5 separate regions of the Homo sapiens genome follow, and regions 2, 3, 4 and 5 are each linked to region 1. A link is a contact called in ENCODE Hi-C or POLR2A ChIA-PET data. All regions are on one chromosome and are shown on one strand. Each heading gives the region's core, a stretch centred on a gene start or an enhancer-like site at or near the end of the contact. The rest is flanking DNA. Distances are from core to core; before and after follow the strand shown. Region 1 overlaps NFIA (nuclear factor I A). Region 2 holds the start of TM2D1 (TM2 domain containing 1). Region 3 overlaps LOC107984964 (a long non-coding RNA gene). Region 4 has its middle 32 kb from the start of NFIA. Region 5 overlaps LOC105378764 (a long non-coding RNA gene).

The links. A loop is a pair of places that touch in the nucleus more often than their neighbours do. ChIA-PET counts read pairs that join two places held with the same protein, here RNA polymerase II (POLR2A). Pooled maps may share reads with other maps.
Region 2: a loop to region 1 is called in a pooled map, with 7 times the contacts of the local background. The contact joins the promoter of TM2D1 here to the enhancer-like site in region 1. A Hi-C loop is called at or near these places in 2 of 37 single-sample maps with no recorded cell type and 9 of 50 pooled maps.
Region 3: a loop to region 1 is called in a map of PC-3, with 2.3 times the contacts of the local background. The contact joins two enhancer-like sites. A Hi-C loop is called at or near these places in 2 of 168 maps with a recorded cell type or tissue (PC-3 and vagina) and 1 of 50 pooled maps.
Region 4: a map of prostate gland shows a loop between it and region 1 (3-fold over the local background). The contact joins two enhancer-like sites. A Hi-C loop is called at or near these places in 3 of 168 maps with a recorded cell type or tissue (CD4-positive, alpha-beta memory T cell, K562 and prostate gland), 4 of 37 single-sample maps with no recorded cell type and 14 of 50 pooled maps. POLR2A ChIA-PET finds 5 or more read pairs at or near these places in 9 of 52 experiments (BJ, MCF 10A, PC-9 and 5 more).
Region 5: a pooled map shows a loop between it and region 1 (10-fold over the local background). The contact joins two enhancer-like sites. A Hi-C loop is called at or near these places in 9 of 50 pooled maps. POLR2A ChIA-PET finds 5 or more read pairs at or near these places in 2 of 52 experiments (OCI-LY7 and activated CD4-positive, alpha-beta T cell).

The regions. Positions count from the first base shown.
Region 1 is chr1:61,317,636-61,320,335 of GRCh38, reverse strand. All of the region lies in intron 3 of NFIA (nuclear factor I A), which reads right to left. Among named protein-coding and RNA genes, the nearest start is that of NFIA-AS1, 65 kb to the right of the region's middle. Within about 2 kb of position 1,340, at least 13 of the 41 ENCODE cell types and tissues checked have a DNase peak (open chromatin) inside an H3K27ac peak, as active enhancers do.
Region 2 is chr1:61,723,891-61,726,694 of GRCh38, reverse strand. TM2D1 (TM2 domain containing 1) reads left to right here and starts at 1,554. Exons shown (of 7, transcript NM_032027.3): 1 at 1,554-1,738. The coding sequence starts at 1,575. RefSeq lists enhancers at 879-1,564, 1,213-1,872, 909-2,108, 1,565-2,252.
Region 3 is chr1:61,640,425-61,643,124 of GRCh38, reverse strand. All of the region lies in intron 2 of LOC107984964 (a long non-coding RNA gene), which reads right to left. Among named protein-coding and RNA genes, the nearest start is that of TM2D1, 83 kb to the left of the region's middle. RefSeq lists enhancers at 1,112-1,161, 1,372-1,421. Within about 2 kb of position 1,269, at least 22 of the 41 ENCODE cell types and tissues checked have a DNase peak (open chromatin) inside an H3K27ac peak, as active enhancers do.
Region 4 is chr1:61,049,462-61,052,161 of GRCh38, reverse strand. No RefSeq gene overlaps it. Among named protein-coding and RNA genes, the nearest start is that of NFIA, 32 kb to the left of the region's middle. Within about 2 kb of position 1,366, at least 28 of the 41 ENCODE cell types and tissues checked have a DNase peak (open chromatin) inside an H3K27ac peak, as active enhancers do.
Region 5 is chr1:60,895,870-60,898,569 of GRCh38, reverse strand. The region is part of intron 2 of LOC105378764 (a long non-coding RNA gene); the gene reads left to right. Among named protein-coding and RNA genes, the nearest start is that of NFIA-AS2, 74 kb to the left of the region's middle. Within about 2 kb of position 1,374, at least 3 of the 41 ENCODE cell types and tissues checked have a DNase peak (open chromatin) inside an H3K27ac peak, as active enhancers do.

The DNA of each region.
Region 1 (2,700 bases), core at 91-2,590:
TGCAGATACTATGGCAGGCCACAATCATGTGGGTCACAATACTTTGAAGTTTGCTGGCCTAGCACAAAGTATTTTAGAAGTACCAGAAAATTCTTTGTGAAATGTAACAGAATGAATTAGACTGTTCAGGCCATGTCGTGTTAGCACAATGGAGGAACACTTTTAAGACTTTAAAGTCATGTAATGCAATTCTAGGCTGGATTTTTCTTGTTTAAAAAAAAAAAAGAAGTAGAATGGGAGTGGTTGGAAGAGAAAAGGGCCAATATTTGACAACAGAAATCAGCATAACCTTTTAACTGCAGCAGCCATGGGTGACTGCCCTTTGACCTTGGAAGATTATGTGAGATTTCAATGACAACAGCTGGAAGTGAGCATGTGTGAATAGAGAACACAGATCTGAGGCCTGGTATAAAAGACTGCACAATCTCTGCCCAGATCAGAGTGCTGATTAGAAATTGTTTCCTGGTCCTGGCTTAATAGAGTGTGATCATGAAAGTTGGTGTGTGTGTGTGTGTGTGTGTGTGTGTGTGTGTGTGTGTGTGTGTTTAATTCTTCCAGGAAGAAATCATTGGTGGATTTCTTCCATATCCATTCTACTTCTTCAGCCCCTTCAAATCTTCAGGATTTTCATATAAAACAGGCTCCTCTTTCTTCGAATAAAACCTTCGCTCCTTTTTGTAGACAAAATATCTTTAAGTTATAGAGTTCTCTCCTTGAGTTTTAAAATAACCTCTACTGGGGCATTTCACATAGGTTATCATTATTTTTTGTTTAAGGATCTGTCACTCGCAAACAGACAGACACACACAGACACACAGCTTGAATAAGGACTCAGTTAAAGTGGGGATCTTACTTCTCTCATCTTTCTGATTCTACCATTTGTACAATGTATGACATATGGTGGGTACTCAGTATATCTGTGATGAATGAACACAGAAATGAAACATCTATTCTTAATAGTTTTTTCCTTTCATTCTTGAGATGTAATGGAAGATTCCTGCTACTACACAAACATATGTATAATTTCATCTTTTTTTCAACCAGCTTCATATATATTTTACCAATTTTTTAGTGAAGTCTTTAGGTGTAGTTTGCCAAACATAAACACAAGAGAAAGATTAGTAATTACTTCCTTTCCAAGGCAAGGTAACTTAGTCCAGTAGATACAGGCTACCTGGTGAATGTGGTAATTTCCATGCATAAAACCCTCAATGAATTATATTCACTGGGCTGAAGTACATGTACACTGACACAGATGCACTCTCAGATTCCTACACAGGACTCCATACTTGCTGACACTGCTCTGAAACCACCAGAATGATGCCATATGATTACTGAAAGGGCACTGGGTTATGACTCATTTACGTTGTTTTGGTTTTACCATACACTCTATCTTACCTTCTATTACTCTGGATTTTGCTAACTCTTTTAGCTCTGGATTTTGCTAACTACTCTAGTTTCTATATCAAATTAGCTTCGGTAGAAGGTGGCCTTTCCTCTATGCAAATACCTTGAGTCGGGCAAAAACCAACCTGGCTGAACAATAAAGGACAAGGAGAAGAAACTGGCGAAACTGTCTTCCAAATCAGACATGGGTCATCTGCCTCCATCCTTCTATAGCAACTCTAGATGTTATTCCAAACAAGCCACAGGACAGATTGTTTTTTCAGAACAGACCAAATCCATTTGCTGTTTCAAAATTCTATAAACAAAGCATTAAGGAATTCAATTCCCAGAGCAACTATATGGGTGTTGGCTTTAGTTTCATGGGAGCGTCTGCCAAGCTCACATATTTGTAGAACTATTGGTTTAGAGTGTCCTTTGCAGCTCAGAGCAGGAGGGACCATTGCTTGTGATCTCAATTCACTTTAAGGACTGGGTCTTGCTGGTGACAGGTATACATGATAAATGTTCCAGAAGGCTGACCTAATTTCCGTTGAAGTGAGTGTTTTGCTAAGAACATTCCCTCAAAGTGTCAGCTTGCAACCACGGATTCCAACATGCCGGGGTCCATTCTCCTCAGCGACTTATTACCATTGCTTGTAAAACTTCCCTTAAAATGAAGTTAATTTTGACTTATTTATCCACCTTCTCCAGACTTAGTTTTGAACTTAAGTAAGTTATATATCTAATGTAAAATATGTAATTATCAAACATAGTAAGTTTCATAGTTTTTAGTTGTTTGTGATCTGAAAAAAACAAATACTCAGGGCTAAATATGAATCGGGGTGAATTTGCAATGTACTTGTCTTTTCTCTTGTAAAGGGATCTATATGGCAAAATGTTCATTCATCTTTCAAAAATCATATTTCCAAGATATTATTTATTTACAATAAAGTAGGAGGGGCAGTATTACAGAAATTATAATTCCAAAATCCTAAGCCTCAATTTCCACACCTGTAAAATGACACTAATGATTATACTTACTTCATAAGTTTGTCATTAGGAATAATGAAATAGTACACTTAAAATGCTTAGCAAAGAACCTAGAACACAGAATGTGTTCAAAAAATGATAACTGTTATAAATAACAAACATAATCTTTATATCTTAGATCTTCAATCATACAGGGAATTTTTAACAGAAAAAATTAAGAAATAACCACATTCTTTTCACATGGAATGTTAAATAATGCAAGTATTCTTATAAAAGTTGTCTATAAAAATCAAAATGTAGATAATGTAATTTTATTTAAGTGAA
Region 2 (2,804 bases), core at 305-2,804, 410 kb before region 1:
AACCTGGGAGGCGGAGGTTGCAGTGAGCCGAGATCATGCCATTGCAGTCCAGCCTGGGCAACAACAGTGAAACTCCACCTCAAAAAAAGAAAATTTAAAAACGTAGTTTATGTTTAAATATTACTTCAAATAGTTGTATGTCTTCCAGAATATATATTCCAAAATGAGGCCAGGCACAGTGTGGCCTCACACCTGAAATCCCAGCACTTTAGGAGGCAGAGGCGGGCAGATCACTTAGGCCAGGAGTTCGAGACCAGCCTGGCCAAAATGGTGAAACCCTGTCTTTACTAAAAATACAAAAATTAGCTGAGCGTGGTGGCGCACGCGTGCAGTCCCAGCTACTCAGGAGGTTGAGGCAGGCGAATCACTTGAACCAGAAGGCAGAGGTTGCAGTGAGCTGAGATTCTGCCACTGTACTCCAGCCTGGGTGGCAGAGAGAGATTCCATCTTAAAAAAAAAAATTTACTTCTCGTAAAACATTATACCAGTGTTCTCAAAGTGGGGGTCCCTGGACTAGCAACACCCACATCCCTTGGGATCTCCTAGAAATGGAAATTATCCAGTCCCTCCCTACATCTTTTGTATCAGAAACTCTGAGTGCCGGTTCTATCATTCTGTTTTAATAACTACTACAGGTGATTCAGATGCTATTCAAAGTTTGAGAACCACCAAAGTTAGTGCTAAAGTATGGATGAAGAAGCACCACTCAAGTTCAAATTTTTATATTGTTAGACAAAAAAAAGATTAAACTTAACTTTACGAAAACATTTTTTCCTCACTGTTAAAGTTCCCCACCACAGAACTTTTAGAACATATAGAAATTTAAAAACAACAGATGGAGGAAAAAAAATCTTCAACTTTTCACTTAATCATAAACTATTTGGTTTCCTCTTGTTACAGTTTCCACCCCCCAAATTATCCCCCACCTAAATTGTCACTTTTTTTTTTTAAAAGGCGTAATGTCTCTCACAGTTTTTAAGTTCTGTTCGTGGCAGCCTTCCAAAATCCTTCTCTAAAGTTACAGGAGGACATTATGTCAATTAGTAAGAGCATAGATCTGAAATCTGGCAAACATCAATTTCATTCCGACTGAGTCACTTAGTGATTAAGGTCAGTGTGTTTCAGCGTCTTTGAGCCTTGTTCCTTATCTGTAAACCCAAAACCTATCAGGGCTAACTGCGATGATGTCAGGAAAGCATTGATTCCAACCTCTGACGCCGCTGGCACTTTCAGAGGACCGAGAAGCCTCAGCTAAGGGCGCGGGAATGAGAAGCGGGTGAAGCACCTGATTGCCTAAACCACTCGTTTCCTTCCTCCAGCACTCAAAGATTAACCTTAGCTCCTTCCAAGGGTTCGTGGGGGAAAATTCGCCTCGAGGGACTGGGTACATGCATATTTTAAAAGGGTCTCCCAATGTGATTCCACGGGCTCACGGGCAGAAGAACACGCGAAGAGACGGAACTGGCCTCTATCCTATGCGAGGTCCCTTTAAGAACCTCGCCCTGTTGCCCTTCTCCCTCCCGCTCCTGGGCGGAGGCGGAAGCGGAAGTGGCGAGAAAGTGTCGGTCTCCAAGATGGCGGCCGCCTGGCCGTCTGGTCCGTCTGCTCCGGAGGCCGTGACGGCCAGACTCGTTGGTGTCCTGTGGTTCGTCTCAGTCACTACAGGACCCTGGGGGGCTGTTGCCACCTCCGCCGGGGGCGAGGAGTCGCTTAAGTGCGAGGACCTCAAAGTGGGACAATATCCTCTGTGGAGAACACCCCCCCATGGAGGCGAGGTAGAGTTGGGGTCGCAGGTGGGTCGCTGCCGTCAGGACTGGCTAGGGCTGTACTGAGTGAAAACGATAATCTGATCTGTGGCTTCTAATGACTGAAGGATCCCTGAAGGTGAACAGAGTTGTGGAGATGGGAGGGCCAGAGGCCACCCTTTGTGATTTCCTTATGATTTTACTAGTCATTGGCGCTTCCTCTTCTGATCCACTTTTTTTTTCTTTTTTATCAGTGTGCTTACTTGTTCAGTAAAACATGTAGATCCTGAAGTATGCCAGGCCCCGTTCTAGACACTAGTAATACAAAGATGGATAGTCTCTTACCCTGGAAATGTTTGCCAACTCTTCCTAGGGGGAAGACAAGTAATAACGATCTAGCCAATGTGTTGCCCATTTATCATTAACTTTATGTATATTATGCATATTACCTCATGTCATCTTCAAACTTCATGAGATGGTAGACTGCCAGACAAATTTCTTTCTGTTTTCTTTTTTTGAGACAGGGTCTTACTCTGTCGCCCTGGCTGGAGTACAGTGGCACGATCTCAGCTCACTGCAGCCTCCGCCTCCCGGGTTCAGTCAATTCTCCTGCCTCAGCCTCCTGAGTAGCTGGGACTACAGGCATGCGCCACCACACCCGGGTAATTTTTGTATTTTTAGTAGAGACGGGGTTTACGCCATGTTGGCCAGGCTGGTCTTGAACTCCTGGTCTCAAGCGATCCGCATCCCCCTCACCATGAACCACCGCGTGGGGACTCAGTGGATAAATTTCTGTTGCACTTTGCAACCTTGGGTGACCTATTTGAACTCTGTTTTCTCATGAGTAAAAACGTGGATAATTATGGGGCAAATTTAAAGGTTTATTGTAATGTTTATGTATTATTATATTATTTGTAGAGACAGACTTCTCGTTATGTTGCCCAGGCTGTTCTTCCCAAACTCCTGGGCTCCAGTGATCCTCCTGCCTCAAGTATTACTTAGCAATACTAAAAGTATATTTGTACATATGCTTATTGACTTGGACAAACTAGCAGCCTC
Region 3 (2,700 bases), core at 20-2,519, 320 kb before region 1:
TTCATCTCACATAATGCACACAGCATCTCACTTCCCAGAAGGATCTTCACCTTTTCATCTGGAAACTGAGTGCTAACTGCCTACGGCAAAAATTCCTTTTCAATTGGTAAATAACATCTTCTTCTATAACTATCATTGGGAAACTCAGTAACTGCTTATTAAGTGCTTTGGGTAAATAGATGGAGGAGATATTGTATATAAGACACCTGTGTTGCCAAAACAAAGCACCTGCCTGTTTGTAGCTTACTAAACCACAGGCTCAAAGATTCTGTCCCTCAGGCTTTAGGAAATGAATTCATAAGTTTAGCAACCATTGGCATTAGCTCCAGGCAGCGTTTGATTTTTGGAGTAGAGCAGCATGAGCAGAGGCTGTGGCCCAGAGCAGAAGCTGGGGCAGAAGCCCAGGGACAGGCCAACAGGTGGGTGGGGGAAGCTAACTTCCTCCTGTGAGAGCTAATCGGCTGAGGGCATCCAGCAGGCCAATGCAAAATGAGTCTCCTGCCCTTAGAAAACAAATACCAGACAGGTCAGGAAAATTTAGCCCCAAACCAGTTCTGTCACCAACAAACTGGTTGACCTGGGAAAAGGCATTTAACCTCTTCAAGCTTCTGTTTATTCGTTGGCAAATGAGGGCATGGGATGAAATCGGTGGTACTCAATCACTGCTCTGGCACATCGGAGGTGGAACACGACTAGCCTACATGGTGCAGGATTTTTGTAGTAATTACTAGCCATCAAAAATGCCTGACAACTCATACATATACCTGAAAAACAGTGTTGGGGTTGGGGGTTGGTTTTCTTTTTATCATATTAGGTTTCTGTTATTTGATAGATTGGATTATTCAGTTCATTCATTCATTCATTCATTCATTCAAATGTTATTGCCTGAGCATGCTATGTGCTGGGCCTGTCCTGGGACCAGGTGCTGCCTTTGCTTTCAAATGGGGTTTACCTGGAACCAGTTAAAATTCCTAGGTCATAGGAGGTGACATGATACCTTTTCTCCTCCAAATAAGAATCGCTGAATCTGATATGACTGTGGGTAATCTGGTCATGGAAATCCCTGCTTCCCAATCCTTACCACTTCTACCGACCCCCATTCCTACTGGCTAGGAAATTCTCTAGGCAATTATCAAAGTTCCCCCAGCCCCCACCGGGTTCCTGCAGACGCCGAGGCGTCTACTAGGTTTGCCTTCTGATTCCTGTAGGTGGAGCCAGATCCCCCGGCTGAGAAGCCCTGGGCCTGCTCTCTGCGGCGGCCGCCGAGCGGTAGGTTTGCTCTCCAGCTCTCTTTTCCTCCTTCTCCCTCTCTCATGTGCGGTCTCCCTCAACATCCAAACCAACCGAGTGCGTCTGAGGTGAAATCGTGCCAGACTTAGAGACGGCTGCCAGGTTTCTCTCAAGTCTTGGCTTAACAAAAGAAAGCAAATTACAAAAATGGAAATTTTCAAACTAGCGTTCAGTGGTATTCAAATCGACGTTTGGGTAGCGCACAGGCACAGACCGCATTCGTGCTATTTTGTGATTAAAATGATACCAAAAATACCTCCTTGCTTTGGTTTTCGTCTTCGAAAACGACTTCTTTCCTTCTTCTAATTTCCCCCTTACTTTTGGGAGCGGCAAACCCCTGACCACTCTAGAATTGCTAACATTTGGACCGGCGTCTGTTGAAATCTTGCCTCTGCTGACTTTTTTTTTTTTTTAAGAGTTGAACTTTAAAAATGTGTGCACTTTGCAGCCTGGGGAAATACAGATAAAGAAGTTTCTAGGCACTTTCCCAGGAAGTTCTGTGTTTTGTGTGAGGAACTACAAGTTCTATGACAGTGCATAAATCGTCTTTACGTCTCATCTTGATACCGGGAGCAAACCTGAATGCGCGTCTTGCCAGCATGCATGCTACCTCGTTCTCCTTTGAGCATGAATTGTGTGCTCTGTCTCATGCTTTTAAAACATGGGTTTAAGGTGGCCATTGAGTTGGATCTTGAATGATTTTACTTAACATGAGGTTTTATAAAGAGCTTGATTGACCACGTCCTGCTCGATTATTTTTGCGGTTGCTAGACAAGGCCCTGTCCCACGTGGGTTTGTGAGAAAGGTGCTCTCATCATCACCCCACCCCCAAGACTGCACTATTTCTTTCCTTGGAAGCGTTGACTGTCTCCTTCTTACACAGCTGTGTTTGCAGTGCCTGGAGACAGGTGGGGGAGCAGTCTTGGAGGCCGAAGCTGCCAATTCCTTCTCTAAGGACTGTCTGAATAGCTATTAAATTTTAAAGCTCACACGCACGCACACACTTGTTTTGTTTGTTTTTGGTGGTGGTCACTCACTGTGCCTTCCCGTTTGTTGTACAAGGGCAGCTGCACCAGTTTGCCAGAGTGAGATTAAATGTCACAGACAGACATTCTATTGTGTGCATTCGCCAGCCCACCTAAGCATCACCTTGGGCCACTGCCATGTCTTTCTAGGTGCCTCAGAAAGCTGGGTCCTGTAGCATTGGCGGAGTTGTGGGACTGCTTATGAATTTCGGGAAAGAGGTTCTCCCATCTGGATAGGTAAACTTAAAGCTCCCACGAACACTGCAATACTCAGGCAGTAGTCACATCAAGAGGTTCTTGTTGGTTTGGGCCTACACGAATTAGGATTCTCTACCTGGCACAAGTGACTGTGGACAAATCAAGCTGCTAGTATTTTTCAGATTTC
Region 4 (2,700 bases), core at 117-2,616, 270 kb after region 1:
CAGGTCCCGGCTGCAGCGCTGGGAACGCTGGGCACACCTGCCGATTTTAAAGCAGCAAATTCAGTTCAGGCCACCGGGAGCGGGAGGGCTCGCTTTTCCGCTGGGGCTACCGCATGAAGCAAGTGCTTAAATTTTTTCCCTTCACAAAAGGGAAAAAACCATTTTGCTTAAATCTGTTTTTTCTTAGGACGCACTTAGAGACCAGGCCCGCCAATATTCCAGTTAGAGTTAACGCTACCAGAAATATGCAGTGCTTTAGGATTCCAACTTGGGACTCGTTGAAGACCAGAATGTTACAGTCAATCTCGCCTTTCTCTTTTTGTTTCCAACACCCTACTTTCCCTTCAGTCTCTTTCCTCTTCGGTGTTCTCTACCTCTTGAAATATAAAAGTTTAATAAAAACACCACCCTATTTTATTTTTTAAAATAAAAGTTGACACTAAATTTGAGAGCTAGTGTTGCAACTAAGCTCTTCGGAAGTTTACCCATCTGTTCCCCAAACCTTTGATGCCTGTAATGTCAACCACGATTGCTTCTTAAAATTCACTAAAAGAAGTCTTTCAGTAACTTTGAAAAAGTGTAATAAATGCTAATGGGGGGGAGGGAACTCCCAACTCTGATGGATTTTACCTTCTCGGATCAAGGAGCAGGACTCCAAGCAAAAGAATAAACTTTATGTAGTTTATTTTTAAACTATTCTATTTTCAGTAGCGATTTCTCTTCCTTAGCTAAATTACTCAGCTTTGCTCAATTCCACTTTTACCTTTCCCCACACGTCCTCACTGACTCAGCAATTGTCACCGAGTGAGACCCTAGGTAGTGGGAAGGAGGCCCCCACAGATATGCTCCCCGGCTAAAGCGCTCGATTGAAGATCTGAGAAAATATCTTCAGAAACTACAAATGGAGCAAATCATTTACCTAATTCACTCAAGAGCTTCCACGGGAAGGACTCTGGAGGATGAGTGTCCTCCTAATGCGGTGCTAATGAAAAGCCCCTTAGCCGGCTCTCCGGCCGAGCGCCGGACCGCGTCTGCTCGGCGTCTACGGCGGAGCGACCCTGGTTGGCGGCGGCCGCGCATTCCCCCCCCCACCTGCCCGAGGTGGCACGGCGGCCGCAGCGACTCCGGACGCCGCCGGGGCCACTCTCCGGAGCGCCGCCCTGCGACCCCGGACGCCCCCTCCCTGCCCCCACCCACCGGCGCGGGTCTTCCTCCCGCTCTTCCTCCTCCTCACCCTCCCCGGGGCTCTGTGTGGGGGGCTAGGAGGTGACTGGGGACGCTTCCTCGGTCGCGACTCCCGGTTCTCCGCGGCCTCCCGCCCGGGGGGGTTGGGGTTAAAATCTGGGAGTTCAGCTCTGCGGCGAAATCTCGGGTTCCCAGGGAGGGGCCGGAGGGAAGGAAGACCCCGCCGGGAGCGCGCCGGCCAGAGCCGCCCCCGCCCCGCGCGGCCGCTGTCCCGTGGGGAGGATGAAAGCGCAGGGCCCGGGCGGGGCCGCGGCGGCTCCAAGGGGCGGCGAGTGCGGGGCGGGGACTGCGGCGCTCGCGGTGACCGGGCCCCCCTTCCCAAGCCGCAGCTCCTGGCCCTGCAGGTGCACCCCCAGCCCCCTTTTAGGCCCCTCCGTGGAAACCGCCTTCCGGCCCAAGTTCTATCCTTTGAGGCTTTGAACCAGGCCTTTCAGAAGTTTTTAAAGCTGCCCCGCCCCGCCGGCACTCACGGGGGTCACAGTCCCCCATCCCTCCACCTCCGCTACAGCTGCCGGCGAAGCGGGTGCCGGGAGGAAGCGGAGTGGGGGCCAGCGGGCCGGCCCGAGGGTCGGGGACCGAAGCGCCGCCCCGGAGCGCCAAGCTCGGCCCCAGCGCTTGGAGATCGCGCCGCGTAGCCCGACCTCGGAGGAAGCGCGGGCCCGCCAGCCCCTGGAGAGGGGAGGGCAGGGGGGCTGGGAGAGGAAGAGCGCGCGGGGAGGGGGGCATGTCCCCATCACCGAGGTTCCTGCGCTCAGTTCAAGCCAGGGGACAACTTAAATTGGCCTTCAGGGGAGGCAGCTGGTGACCCGTGTCCTCGCCCTCCAAATTCCCCTGAGCGAAGCAGGGCGCCACCTACAGGCGAGCTCTAGATAGCAGGCAGGAGAAAGACGCGCCTGCAAAGTAATGTGGCCCCGTCCCAGCAAGCCTAGCAAGGCCTGTTGTGTCCACAGCCTCCTCTCAGCTGCCTGAGCCTGTACCGAGTTATAGGTCCGTTGGCAACAGCAAGAGCCCTGAGGGCACTCAGCGTGTGCTTTTGGGGAGTGGAGAACTGGGTGTTAATTTCAGGAATTGGGGGATTCCAGTATCAAAGAAGTAGCAGCTCTGATTGGACAGGCAGGTTGCACCCTGACAATTTTGGCTGCACTTTGACTCCAGTATCTCGACTCCAGGCTATTTTCATGGGATGCACTACGTTTCCTTGAGAATAGCTGTGTAACCTTGGGCAAGTTACTTTATCTCCCTGAGTCTCTGTTTCCTCATCCCTCAAAAGAGGGAATAGTGGTACCTGTCTGATAGAGTCATTGTGAGAATTTAATGAGATGATGTAGGTAAGAAGCTGTAGGTGCCTTCTAAGGAATTTTCACCTATTTCTTTTTTAAAAATAGTTTTTAATTATTTATTTATTTATTTTGAGTCGGAATCTCTCTCTGTTTCCCAGGCTGGAGTGCAATAGCG
Region 5 (2,700 bases), core at 125-2,624, 420 kb after region 1:
CTCTCCACCTGGAACACCTCTCCTCATCATTTCTGCACATTCGTTATCACTCATACTTCAAACCCTTTCTGATAGTCTCTTCTGGGCCAGTCCTAGCTGGAGTAGAGAAACACCATCTCCTGAAATGCTCTAATGCATCCTGTTACCCTTCCACTGTCCTTATTCTTCTTAAGGGGAGAGTTTATGTTGAATCATTTGTGTGTCTAGCAGAGCATCAAAAAGCATATAGTACATGCTAAAAAATTGGTGAAAGAATACTTTTTATGGTCCCTATGGCTGAAACAAGCTAGCCACTGTCAGTATCAGAATAGAATCCTGGAATTTTGAATCAGGTTCATCTGTCCAACTAAGAACACAAAAAGAAATGATTCCTGTTCTTCATTGGTTCACACGTATCACAGCTGTGTATTCCCAGGACAGTTACTTAGTGTGTCCAGTTCCCCAGCTTTTCTTTTGCTAATCATGATTGGTAGCATATATCTGAAGAACAAAATAGGTAATAGATGCAGATGTATCATTATAGGGCCTGGCCCATGGGAAAGGTCAGGTCAGTGGTCGCTACTATTACAGTTGTTGTTTTTGTTATTGCCAAACAATGCTGTAAAAAATCTTATAAAAATTGGAAATTAAAAAGCATGTGAGTAGCGGAAGAAAGCTACAGAGATTTTTTAGTTGATGAATTTGTCTCTCAATGGAGAACTCCCTGAGGGCAGGTTCTGCATCTTATCTATCTGCATCCTTAGCATAACACGATACTTGGTACTGAAAAGGGATGCATTAAAAGGCTCTCTGATGTAACTGGATGCATTAGTCGATTATGTTAAGAACAATTGTAGTATTCTGAGTGCTCACTAGGTGACTGCTAGTGTCCTAGATCCTCTCCTGACTGTTTCATGCAGTCCATGCAACATTCCTGCTAGAAATAAGCTATTCTCCTATTTTGTGGCAGAGGCCACGATGAGGAGGTAGCCTAGTCATGATTAAGATGCAGGTCTATTGGATTCTAAAGCCCCTGCTCCTCACCACTGCTATACACACTACAGTATTGCCCTACAAAGTTAGAAGGTTAATGCAATATTCTAGTCCCTGAACTAAGGAAGGGGCATAGATGATGGTGAGGCAGAGAAGAAAGCAGCAGTCAATTGACTTTGGAGACCGATTCCTTGGGGAAGGGAATTAAGAGTTGGATGGAGGAAAAGAAGAAAACTAATGATCACAGAGAGAATTCACGAGAGAGGCAAGCTAGTGAGCCAGATTGCCCAGGATCTAGAGCGATACACTTCCCACCACCCCAGGCTCACGGTGGCTTTCCTCGTAGGTTTCCTAACAGGCCATGACCACAGTTGGCACTGGCCGGCTGCAAAGCAGGCCCGATCTGTAACAGCAGTGCTAATGGGAAGTTGGCCCTGCCCCAAGCGGGTATGGAAAGTGGCTGTTGGCTCTTGTAAAAATCCTTGGTCCCGGCCACTTTTCCACAAAGAGAAATTCACCATCCCAAAGAAACGCCATCGCCTGTTCCTGGTGCCAAACTCGAGGAAAATCAAGTCGTGAGACTCTCTCTCATTTGCCTGGGTGAAATGACAGATAGCAAAAGAGCTTTCAGTTTCCTCTACCCCCAAAAAGTCTGCCAGAGATATAAATATTTAAAAACAGGAGCTAGACTGAGAGGGTTAGCTTTCACTGTGTCTTCTTTGGCAAGCTTTCGATCCACCCACCAGATATCATTTTATTCTGTGTAATGGAATGGCAGTTCTGGGTCGCACATCCCAACTTCTGACACACTGAGTAGAAAAAAATGACTGTGACCCTTGTAAACTATTTTTGTAGTTTCAAACTGATACAGACTCAGGTTGTGAATGCCAGATTGAGTATAGCTATGAGAGGTTTAAATGCTTTTTTTTTTCCTGCTGTTTCCTTATTTTTATCTCCTGCTAAGAAGTCCTCTTTCTGATTTCTGTCCAGTCACTTAACTCCTTTTCCTTGGTACACAGGATGCAAAAAAACAAAAAAAAAACAAAAACAAAAAAAACAAAAAAAACTGCTTTCATTTCAAATTGGTTAAGCAAAGTACATAAAAGTGTACAGTCTGCATTTCTTTGTTTCTCTCCCATGACAGTCCCCAAAATTGTCGATAGAGAAGACAATTCAAAATTATTAATTCTCTTTTTCATATAGAGAAGTGGGTGCAAACCCCCATGAAATTAAACAGGGTTGAATCATCACAGATGACCTTCACAATCCAGGCCTTCATAATTTTAGGTGGATTAGAGAAAACTAATGAGGATTTTGAAACAGGCTTTGGACTAAAACTCTCATCATGCAAATCCACTGAAAGACCCCATAACTTTAAAGCACAATTAACCTGATCCCCAGTTCGCACCCTCCTGTATCGGACTCATTTTACTTCCTCTTATTCTACTGTCTTCACAAAACAATGATGACAACAATGCAGCAGATATTTTTCTCTATTTTTCATTAGATTCTGTTGTTCTTTTTCTTTCTTTTTCTTCTTTTCTTTTCTTTTTGTTCTCCATTGCTCTGTCCTCAGAGTCCTTTTTAATTTGGCTTAGGACTCACAAGAGTTAATAGGCGAAGGGGGTTGGTGGGGGAGGAACCCACTTGTTTTAAGCCTGGAGCCTGTCACCTTTTCTTGGCAATTACACTGCTAATGGCTGGGTCCCAAGCAAAGTGGCAAAGAAT